Linked DNA regions of Homo sapiens: region 2 is linked to region 1. Evidence: read pairs that join two places in POLR2A ChIA-PET (ENCODE). Cell type or tissue: PC-9. All regions are shown on one strand. Each heading gives the region's core, and the rest is flanking DNA. Links, peaks and the distances in the headings are about the cores only. Region 1 has its middle 87 kb from the start of SYNDIG1. Region 2 overlaps SYNDIG1 (synapse differentiation inducing 1).

Evidence for each region. ChIA-PET counts read pairs that join two places held together with the same protein. Peaks named below come from ENCODE experiments on the same cell type or tissue, not always from the same donor. Only the 100,000 strongest peaks of a DNase experiment are listed, where the experiment ranks them.
Region 2: POLR2A ChIA-PET joins it to region 1 with 25 read pairs; 2 of 35 experiments call an interaction of 5 or more read pairs at or near these places.

Annotation. Positions count from the first base shown.
Region 1 is chr20:24,379,865-24,385,240 of GRCh38, forward strand. No RefSeq gene overlaps it. Among named protein-coding and RNA genes, the nearest start is that of SYNDIG1, 87 kb to the right of the region's middle. In PC-9, for the core only: no CTCF peak of the experiment used is centred there; no DNase peak of the experiment used is centred there.
Region 2 is chr20:24,665,182-24,670,557 of GRCh38, forward strand. SYNDIG1 (synapse differentiation inducing 1) reads left to right here. Exons shown (of 4, transcript NM_024893.3): 4 at 165-1,435. The coding sequence ends at 323. Among named protein-coding and RNA genes, the nearest start is that of SYNDIG1, 200 kb to the left of the region's middle. In PC-9, for the core only: no CTCF peak of the experiment used is centred there; a DNase peak (open chromatin) is centred at 2,680.

The sequences.
Region 1 (5,376 bases), core at 133-5,132:
TCCCCTGAGGATGCACTGACCTGCTGCAAATAAAATGACATCCTCCAAGCCCAATTTAAGATTACAGCTTCCAAACCCATCCTGAAATTTCTCCAGATGTCCTTCTTATTCATTTGCCCTCCTGCTCCAGGGAACATCATTTTGGTTCCAGGACTTGAACTATTCATTGAGCACAGGCAACCAAAGCAAACATGGACAAATGGGATCACATCAAGTTACAAAGCTTCTGCACAGCAAAGGAAGCAGTCAACAAAGTGAAGAGACAACCCACAGAATAGGAGAAAAAATTTTGCAGACCACCCATCTGACAAGGTATTAATAACCAGAATATAGAAGGAGCTCAAACAACTCCACAGGAAAAAACCTAATAATCTGATCATAAAATGGCAAAATATCTGAATATATATTTCTCAGGAGAAGACATACAAATGGCAAACAGGCATTTGAGAAGGCACTCAACATCATTGATAAACAGAGAAATGCAAATCAAAACTACAATGAGGTATTATCTCCCTCCAGTTAAAATGGCCTCTATCCAAAAGACAGGCAATAACAAATGCTGATGAGGATGTGAAGAAAAGTGAACCCTTGTACGCTATTGGTGGGAATGTAAATTAGTACAATCACTATGGAGGACAGTTTGGAGACTCCTCAAAAAACTGCAAATAGAGCCACCATATGATCCAGCAATCCCACTGGTAGGTGTATGCCCAAAAGAAATTGAAGGTGTAAGCTTGGACCATGCACCTGACTTAGACCTTGGCATCAGCCTTCATCATTCTTTGTTTTCTGCCCCAGATTCATTCTACAACTTTTTCTGCCACGCTGTGTGCTCGAGGAGGATACATGCAGACCACGAGGCTAACTCCAGACTTGCAGGTTTCTGGTTAGGTCTGACCAATAGGCACCAGAAGAGCACTGGAGAGCAAGAGTAGAGAGAAACCAGGTGTTTCTTCCTGAATACTTCCCCGTCCCAGTACCTTGTCCTGATGGTGACTGTGTCATCTGCACATGCAGCTCCCACTGGATGACCTTTTCCACAGCTCACAGCTCACCAGGCTACAGTAAACTTCTCTCACTTTCTGTTCACGAGGCCTTAAGGACAGTAACATAACCTCCTGTCGCTGCTGGCTGCAGGTGCTTAACCACACCTGATTTTCTTCCATAACGCTGTTCCTTACCTCTAAATGGTCCTTTCACTAAAGTCTCTTCATTTAAACCAACTGGGCGAACTCTGTATTGTTCCCTAAACCTTTCCAGCTTCCTGCTACCATCACACCTAACTTTCTATGGGAAGAAGCCCACTGTGCATTAGGCTGTAGCCCTGGGGGGCCACTCACGTCAGGTCCCTTGCATTAATTCCTCTCCATCTGGCAGTGAAAGAAGTGAGAAAGAGGTGCTCTCTTCTTGACCTAAGAAACATGGAATCTTGGGTACTTCAGGTAAGGGTAGCTCTCTATCTGCAACTTCCAATTCAATTTGGACTTTAGATCCCATCTCACTGATTTAGCTGGAAACACATCTCATTAAGTCTTAGAGTGTTACCAATGGGAATTCATCGTGTTTCCAAGCTCTTGAGCTACAAAGTAGCAGGAAGAGGTGTGTGGGGTGAGAAACTCAGGCATCCTTATCCACCTGCTCAGGCTTCCACGGAAGGCCGCTGCCCCTGCCTTTGGGATAGATTTATGTCCATGGCCACAGCAGAGTGAGAGAATCTGTGAGGTACCTCATGTCCCAGATGCATCTTTCTGGGGCCAAGCTACCTCCTAGCTTGCTACAGAGAATCCAGCAATCTTCTCCACTGCTCTAAGTTGGAGAGACCTCCCTTGACTCCTGGACAGCTCTCACTCCCCTATCAGCCTAGGAAAATCTCCTCTCTGTCTCTAGTATCAGAGAAGTTCCTTGCACCCTTGTTTCTCCCAGGACCCTTGGCTTCTGCCACAAAATTTCTGTCCATCTCCCTCTTTCACATTTCTTGTGAAATCTTCCAGGAGCTCAGGGTGTAGACACGAAAGCCAGGAAATCTCTTAAGCTTTGTTCTTTCTACCCCCACCTTCATCCTCTGATGCACTGCATGTTTGAATGGGTGGAAGGAGGAGCATACGTTTAGGAGGAAATTCTGGAAGTAAAGCACCTCAAAAGATTGCCAAGCCCCATGAGATAGAAACCAAAGCTGCCAGGTGGTTCCCAGTGCCTGGAAAATGAAGAAGCAGAGGCTCCATGCTGGGTCATGACTTCTGTTTCAGCTGTTCCCTGCTTCTGATTTTCACGGGGGCTGATTGCCTGCTTTCCCTAAGCTGTTTCAAACTTCTGCAGATTATCGGGATTTTCTGAGCGTATGGCTTACCAAGACAAGCGTCTGGTTGAGCAAAGAATCACACAGTATGTCATCCTCTGCACCTTCTTTTAAAAATATTTTCAGTCACCTGCCTGAGAGTTTTTCTTAAAAATAATTGGGTCCATCTTTATTCCCAATCTCCCTGTTGTCCACATTGGCTGCCCACTCCATCTCCACTGGAGACAGAACCCACTGACACCCCCCCTAATGAATAAACCTGGTCCCCACTCTGAGATCCTACAAACCCACTGGCTGGGGCTAGAGGAGGCAGTCTGCAGAGCCACAGTGGTGGCCCACGTGCTGGCTCAAGCATCTGGGTGACGCAGTGGCTGTGCGGTGCTGCGATAAATTTGTATCTGACAGCACTGGATGCTGGCAGGCAGTAATAGCTCCACGCTGCCTCCAAAAAAACAATTTATGTTTCCAGTTTCGGTTCTGGTATACTCTACCCTGCCAGGTCTCCGTGTGATTTATAGATGGAGAGCTTCATACTTGTTTTTCTTAACCAAGATTATTTTGTTGTTTGCTTGCAGATGCTGTGGCATTCCAGTAGGCCTGGGACAAGATGGACTGTGTATGTCAGTCTCATTAATGTGCAGGAATGAAGGATCTGCACTCTGTAGGACAAAGCAAAGTGAGAATCATTCGTTGTGGATTTTTGATGATGGCTCCCAGCATTGTTTGAGCATCTGTGAGCAGCCTCTATCCTGACCTGTGATTTGAATGAAAGTGGGGCCAATCTGTTTTTCCCAGCTGGGCAGACTGCCAAAAAGCCTGTCAAATGACATTTCACTGTGCCTGTGTTCAACAGCTTTATAGGCTCAAGGATCTAATCTTATCAACGCTCAGAGTGTAAACCTGCCACTCAGGTACAGATGCACAGTTGCAGAGCTCACAAGATCCAGATGTATAAACAAGGAGGCCATTGAGGAACCTATAGCAAAAACTATAATCCTCAGGTTGACCAGACAGCTCACCCTGACATCTTTAGCAAATGACTTTTGTATGCACAAAAAGGATCAAAATCGTCATTTTGATCACAAAGCCTGCTCTGGAGGGCATGAAATCAGAAGAAAGCGTTGGATCATTCAAGCAGCATCAATAGCTAGAGATCTCCCATCCAGATCCTGGGCAGTTCATAGATGGATGCTTTCAACATTTGCTTCAATGACACTTGATATGATATTTACACACTGTCTTCTGACCAACACTTCTGTCTCTTAACTGATTAACACATCTTATTTAAAGCTATATTAAAACCCTAAGTCAAATTTTTCCTTGACTTGGGGTCAGTCTATATTGTCATCTCTTCAGATGATGTCGCATAAGTCTTTCCGATGTCATGTTTTTTTTTTTTTAATAGAGCTCTCTTTCCACAGCACCAGTCATCATTTCTTCCTTCATAGGGGTCGCATTATGTTGCCCAGGCTGGTCTCACACTTTTGGCCTCAAGCAATCCTCCCACCTTGACCTCCTAAAATGTTAGGATTACAGGAGTGCACCATGGCACCTGACCCAATGCCATCCATTTTGTGCTAGTTTATTCACTGACTCTCAGAGGGCATTCTTCCTTATCTACAGCATGTGGGAAGTTGAATCAATATCACCCCAAGAGACGAGTACTTAGCTGGTGGAATCCAAGGTTAGCATTGTTCTGTCTACTCTACTCTAACTATTGCTCAGGCTCTCCATTTACACTGGTGCATCAACCAGGCCCTCGCTCTCCAGCCCACCAGGCGCCCTCCTCCCCCGCTTTTTAGACAACACTGCTTTGTTCACCCTGCCAAGGAGTATTGATAGGGAGGGTCCTGCAGGGGTTGAGCCCACAAAGACTCAGGGTCACTATATTCAGGAAAACAGAGCAGGGCACTTGTGAATCCACCAGTCACTTCCTTTTTCACCCACAAGACTTGAGGATTATTAGGCAGGTACTTCTACTTCATTCCAGGCATTCTGCTAAATACTTTCACATATTGTTTAACTTCAGCCTTACAACATCCCATGGTAGCAAAAGGTCCCAAAACGAGCCCTGTTACTCGCCACAATTTAAGCCTCAGTGAGACCCACCAACTTGCCCAAATTCAAACAGTATATCAAGTAACAAAATCGGACATGGCTCAGTTGGGTGCAGTGCCCAAACTGTCACTTGGCAGCGATATCTTTGGTTGGGACCTTTCTGTTGATCTTACGACTCTTGCTGTTGCCTCAACTAAATTGGTATAGAACTGGCTTGTTTTTCTCTCAACAGTAACAAGGAAAGCCAGGTCTTCAGACGTAAAAATGTAAATAATGTGGGATCTCCAAAACCCAAAGCAAACATATGAGAAACTCATGCTGAATATTAGACAGCATGTAGTTCACAGAGCAAGTTAGACAGGGGACCTCCCCTCAGGGGACTTTTCTGCTGGGCTGGTGTTAGGGAGAGGAGGAAGGAAGGTGGGGAGTTGGTGACATTGGTGCTGATAGAAGGTCATTTCTGATTTCTGTGAGCTGGTCTTGAGCCAGAGTTCTACTGTTCTGTCTCATCCCCAAGGAAACAATGCCGAATGCAGCCTTATCTTCTATGTCATGGTGTCAGTTGATGTCTCTCCTTTATATTATCTGGGGACTTCAAAGGCCTAAGGCCATTGAGGAATGGGCTGAGGATATGGAAGAGACGTACATGCAGTGACTACCATCACAATATCCAAAATATTGGGGGTAGGATGGAAGTTATTAGGACAGAAATCTTTGTTAATGCTATAGGGATGAACGGGTTCTCCCAGAGAGAGTGTGCCTGGAGGAGAAACCAGGCCCTGTAAGGATCTGCAAACTTTAATAGCACTATAGAAAAGGAGGCTCTGAATAGGACTCTGAGAAAGAAGGCGGCCAGGGCGAGCAATGCCAGAGGCTTCCTTATGGAATGTTAGTAGGAGGAGGTGGTGAGAAGCTGAATGCAGCAGAAGATTGGGCAGAGACTGGAATTATGTCTAATGGATTCAGCAACATTGAAATCGTCAATGGTCTTAAAGCGGTCTCAGAGAAGCCATAATATTGGA
Region 2 (5,376 bases), core at 81-5,080, 290 kb after region 1:
TAAAGAACTGCCCTGGTCATAGCAGGGGTGAGCACAGTTTCCCCCTCAGCCTTCTCTGCATCAACAATGCCTTTTTCTGAATCAGGAGCCGTAGATGAGCCCTCCACTCACTGCTTGTTCCGACTTGCTTACAATGACTTCCTTTTTCTTCTCCAACTCTGCAGACCAACAAAGCCGTGGCCAAGGGGGACTTGCACCAGGCCAGCACCAGCTCCCGGCGGGCCCTATTCCTGGCAGTGCTGTCCATCACCATTGGGACTGGCGTCTATGTGGGCGTGGCCGTGGCCCTCATCGCCTACCTCTCCAAGAACAACCACCTGTGAGCTTCCTGCGAATGGAGGGGGAGCACCCGGGGCCAGGTCTGTGTGGACGTGGAGGAAGCAGGCATACCGCATGATGCTGTACAGTACAAATGATTGCCAAATGATGCCACGAAGCCCTGGGATTTCCTACCCATGGATTTATTTTGTTTTTATCCTTTAATTTCATGTTCACAGCACTGTGTAGAGCACCAGACAGACGGGCACTGCTAATCCTTCCAAAGGAAAGCTCCAAAGATCCCAGCCCGCAAGGCTGTCTCTGGATGGATTCTGGTGGATGAATGGCAACGCGGCTCTCTGCAGCCTGCCAGTGCCCAGAGTGCCACCGCATTAGCAATATACAAACAGTCCAAAAAAGTGTTTATTTTTTATGGAATACGGTGCAATAGGCAGAGGACAAGGGACACATCACTCTTCTGTCTGTGGCCCTGCTGGAGTCCTTTGTGCCCCCCGGAGTCCACACGCCTTCCCTGCAAGACGAGAATGGGGCTGGGAAGAAAGAGGCAACACCACGGCTGGCAGGAGCCCCGCTGCACTGCTCTGCAGACCCATTGGCCTGACCCTGAGAAGCAGAGCCAGCAAAGCCCGGGACCTGCCCCTCTTTCTTTCCCTTCACACCACCCCAGCCTCAGGATGTCAAGCCACCTCCGGAACGTGTCTACACTCCACAGCTACCCCGCAGCAATACGCACTCTTGGGACCTCGCTGATCTAGGATGGGGAGGCAGGCCACCGCCCCTCCCAAGACTCCTCAAGAAAGAGCCCCGCGGTTGCTCCGGAAACTCGAGGCACTGCAGCTATGGGCACTGCCTCAGCCTAAAGACACAGGGGCGCCTCCCAATCACCGCGCTGGCGGATGCTCACCCCGTCATAAGCAGAAACTAGTGATCCTGGAAATGAGATGGGCCTTACTCTGTCGACTAAATGAATAGCTATTTTCTTGTCATTTTTTAAAGTGCAACTCTTGCTTCATGCTGCTTAAGTTACCAGATGAATGCTGAGAAATAAGTAATCACAGACATTTTAATACCATTTCATTGCTGTTTTACGAGTGTTCATTACTTAACAAAAAATTATCTTTTAGCTTTTTCGCTTAAGACTTTTCTTTCTGATGAATAGCTGTCGTTGGGTTTCATTTATACTTTCCCCTTGTGGTTTAAGGAACTGCAGAGCCACCCAGGCCTCCACTGCTGAAATAGTAGGGGGGTCTCAAGGAGAACCAAAGTCCCTGCCGCTTCAATTTCCACCAGTAAATATGATCGTCCTAATCCCCTCAGTGGACACAGAGACCCCCTCTCCAGGACGGTGGCTCCACCGGCAGCACTTCGCAAATTCCTGAGGCCTGGGTCAGCCCCAGGCTGACTTGATGGGTCAGGATGTGGCCTTGTAACTGCAACGTGAAGCCAAGGTTGAGAACCACTGCCCTGGACTAAGGTCTCTGTGTTTGATCCTTCTGCCTGAAACTCTCCTCCTTGACCTTGAACATTTAATATTCTGAAAATTATTAGCACTGTCTTCTCGGGTCAAATTTGAGATCCATCTAGCATTTGTCTCTACTGGGTGGTTCACAAACACTGTAGGATGTTAACCCTAAGAAGTAGATAAGGAAGCCAGCCAACACCCCTGTAGGAGTTAGAGTCACTGGCCATGGAGGGCATAGGTTTAGGTTCAAACCAACCTGGATTTGAATCCAGCTGTGCTACTTTCTAGCTGTGTGATCTTGGGTAAAGGTTTACACCTCAGTAGGGCACAGTGGCTCACACCTGTAATCCCAGCACTTTCGGATGCCGAGGAGGGTGGATCACGAGGTCAGGAATTTGAAACCAGCCTGACCAGCATGGTGAAATCCCTGTCTCTACTAAATATGCAACAAATTAGCCAGGCATGGTGGTGGGCACCTGTAATCCCAGCTACTCGGGAGGCTGAGGCAGGAGTATCACTTGAACCCAGGAGGCGGAGGTTATAGTGAGCCGAGATTGTGGCACTGCACTCCAGCCTGGGCCAGACAGAGCAAGACTCCATCAAAAAAAAAAAAAAAAAAAAAAAGGTCTACACCTCTCTGAGCTTCGTCTCTAGGAGAGGATAATCAATAAGGCCCATTTTGAGCTTCGTCTCTTGGAGAGGCTAATCAATAAGGCCCATTTTGTGGGGTTGCTGGGGAAGGCACGAGGCACAGACCATCACGCCTGGCAGGAGCAGGTGGTCATGGTTACTATCATGTCCTTGGCTGGCTGTCCCATGGCTGGTCAATGTCCCTCCATCTCTCAGGGTTCATTTATCACAAGTCATTGTGTCAAATGGGCTTCTTTGCACTTGTCCTGAAATGATCCACTTTAAGTTCAAAGGCTCCCCAAAGGTGCATACCTTTGGATGTGGTAAAGAAGTAGAACCTGTCTGTATATCCACACCCATCATTTCTGTCTATACTGTCACAGTCACCCTAAGCCAGGCCCTCAGTGCCAGGTACTTTACCTCTGCTAGATCAACTGCCCATCTTATTCCAGCCTCTGTATTTCCAGATGGAAAAGCCTCAGTTCCCAGGGGCTTGGCCCTAAGTTGTCAAGCTCTGCCAAGTCTTTCTCAAAGGCTTTACCTATGGGTGTAAATGGTCCTAGGTGGGCACAAGGAACAGGGCCAGCTGAAGGCAGCCATGGGGCCGAGCAGCTCACCTGGCAGCTAGGCACAGTGTGTGACAGCCCTGCGACTGGCTTGGCCTTGGCGGCAGGGAAAGTGACTGAAGGTCATCTTTGGTGGTTGTGTTAGTGACTGCTGTCAGCTGAGCCATCTTCCGAGTGTGCCGGAGCGACCTGCACCTCCCTAAACCTGCATCATTGCTGTTAGGCCCACGTGGCATCCACTAAGCACAGCTATGCCAGGAACACATGACCTCGCCTCATCCTCCCAATAGTCCCAGGAGGGAGGTGTCCCCACCTCCTCCCCAGGTGTCCCTGCCTTCCGAGGCATCCCCCCACCTCCCCAGGCATCCTCATATCCCAGGTGCCCCCACCTCCCCAGGCATCACCACCTCCCCAGGTACCCCCACGTCCCCAGGCATCCCCGCCTCCCCAGGTACCCCTGCCTCCCCAGGTACCCCTCCTCCCCAGGAATACCCGCCTCCCCGGGTACCCCCACCTCCCCAGGTACCCCCGCCTCCCCAGGCGTCCCTACCTCCGCAGGCATCCCTACCTCCCCAGGTACCCCCGCCTCCCCAGGCATCCCCAACTTCAGCAAGTGTCCCAAATGACTTGACCAGATGTCATACCCCAGCTATTCCCAGGGAACTACAGTGGGTTCTGAGGAGAACATGGTGGGGGAGGACCCATCATTGGTCACCATGCCATCTGCAGCTGCCACAGACAGGCCACACAGCTAACCAGGAACCAGGCCCCCTGACACCAGGACCAGCCCCTCCAGAGCTGGGACAGGGCTTCCCTCAAACTCAGCCAGCTCTGCAAGTGGCCCTGCCCTCTGCAGCAGCCTCTGGGTTTAAAATGACCAGCGGAGCAATCTTCCTGCTTGCCAATCGCCACTCCCATGCCCTGGATACCAATGTCAAGTGGAGCGTGCACGGAGGCCATGGCCAAAGCCACCCTCCAGAGCCGTGACCTAAGTTCAGGATCTGACCCCTGAGGTTTCATAGCATCCCTTAGAGGCTCCTAGTGGATGGGCTGAAATGCCTGTCCTTATGAGGACATTTTTGTGCTTCCCTCTTTCCCTCAAAGTCCACCTGCATTAGTTGCCATCAGTGCTGACATCTGTTGATCCAATTTGCCAATAAGCCATTAACTGTCCCTTTATAGCCTGAGCTGAGGCTGAACCCTTGGAAATCACAGCCGTCCCATCTCCTACCTAGGGATGCCTCCATGCGCTACTTTGTGCTGATAACACTGGGATCAATTGCATCAGGCGGTGGCTGTGCTGTCCCCACCCCCGTGACCTCCTGGAAGTTCCTCCCTGCTCTTCAGAGTGAGCTTGGCTGTCCAAGGGGTGGGGGTTTCACTCCCCTGAGGCTCTTGTCTGAATATTCTGCTCATCTTTGAAAGTAATGGTGGATGCTAGACCAAGACAAAGGAGGTCTTCAGACTGAGGGCTCCCTGCCAAACAAGCATGTCCATTGAGTAATGAATTTGTCAACTGCCTGAGCCTCACAGGAAAGAGTCAAAGCTCCCTGTGGGGAGAGGAAGAAGGGGCAGGAGCTGCTGACCCTGCATTTAAGGTGCAGCGGGACTCAGGACCACAGGGGTGGCTTCACTTTCCCACAGGAGTGAGGGACGGGCATGGCATGGGGCATCAGAACAGGGTGGGAAATGAGAAGGTTGAGTACAGCTGCCCCATGCACAAGGGGATGGGGGTGGCTGGGATGGAGCTCCAGGCAGGTATGCATAATGGGATGACCCCCCTGGGCGGGGGAAGACCCTGAGGGCTCTAAGGATTTGCCCAAACCTACCTGGTGGAAAAGAAGCAGACGGGTGTGAATGTGGATGACTCCACGCAGAAGCACCAGACTAGAGACATTCCCAGTGGGTGGGGCCGGGCTTGGCTTTCCAAACCCAAACAACAGGAGAGGGGCGATTCATGCTGTGGGGAAACCTGTATTTTCTTGAGCTGAAAAGTGGGAAACCAGCCTCTACTCCAGGAGAAAGGCCAAGGGCTCAATCCTTTGGGTTTTGTTGCTGCTCCTGCTGATGGTGTTTGGTGTGTTTTGTTTGTTTTGTTTCGTTTTGGTGTGGTTTGATTTGGTTTTGAAGGCCCATGGGGTAGGACAGCTTTTTTCAGGAAACCTTTAAAGGCCCAAGGACAGCAGCGTGCAGGAAAGGTTGAGTCCTGGCCTTCACACTGGGGACACAGACCCACACCCGCTCCAGGATGCCCACCGTGAGCCTCTCACGTTGGTCTGAGGGTAGCCTGAAGGGCCTCTAGGCACTGTTGACAGCTGTCTCTGGTCACTTCTGTCCAGCAGAGGCCACAGACCCACCACAGTGCCTATGGCTGCACATGCTGGCAGCTCCACAGGAGAGAATGAGGAATGTGAAGAGCTGAATCCACGAGACCTGTGC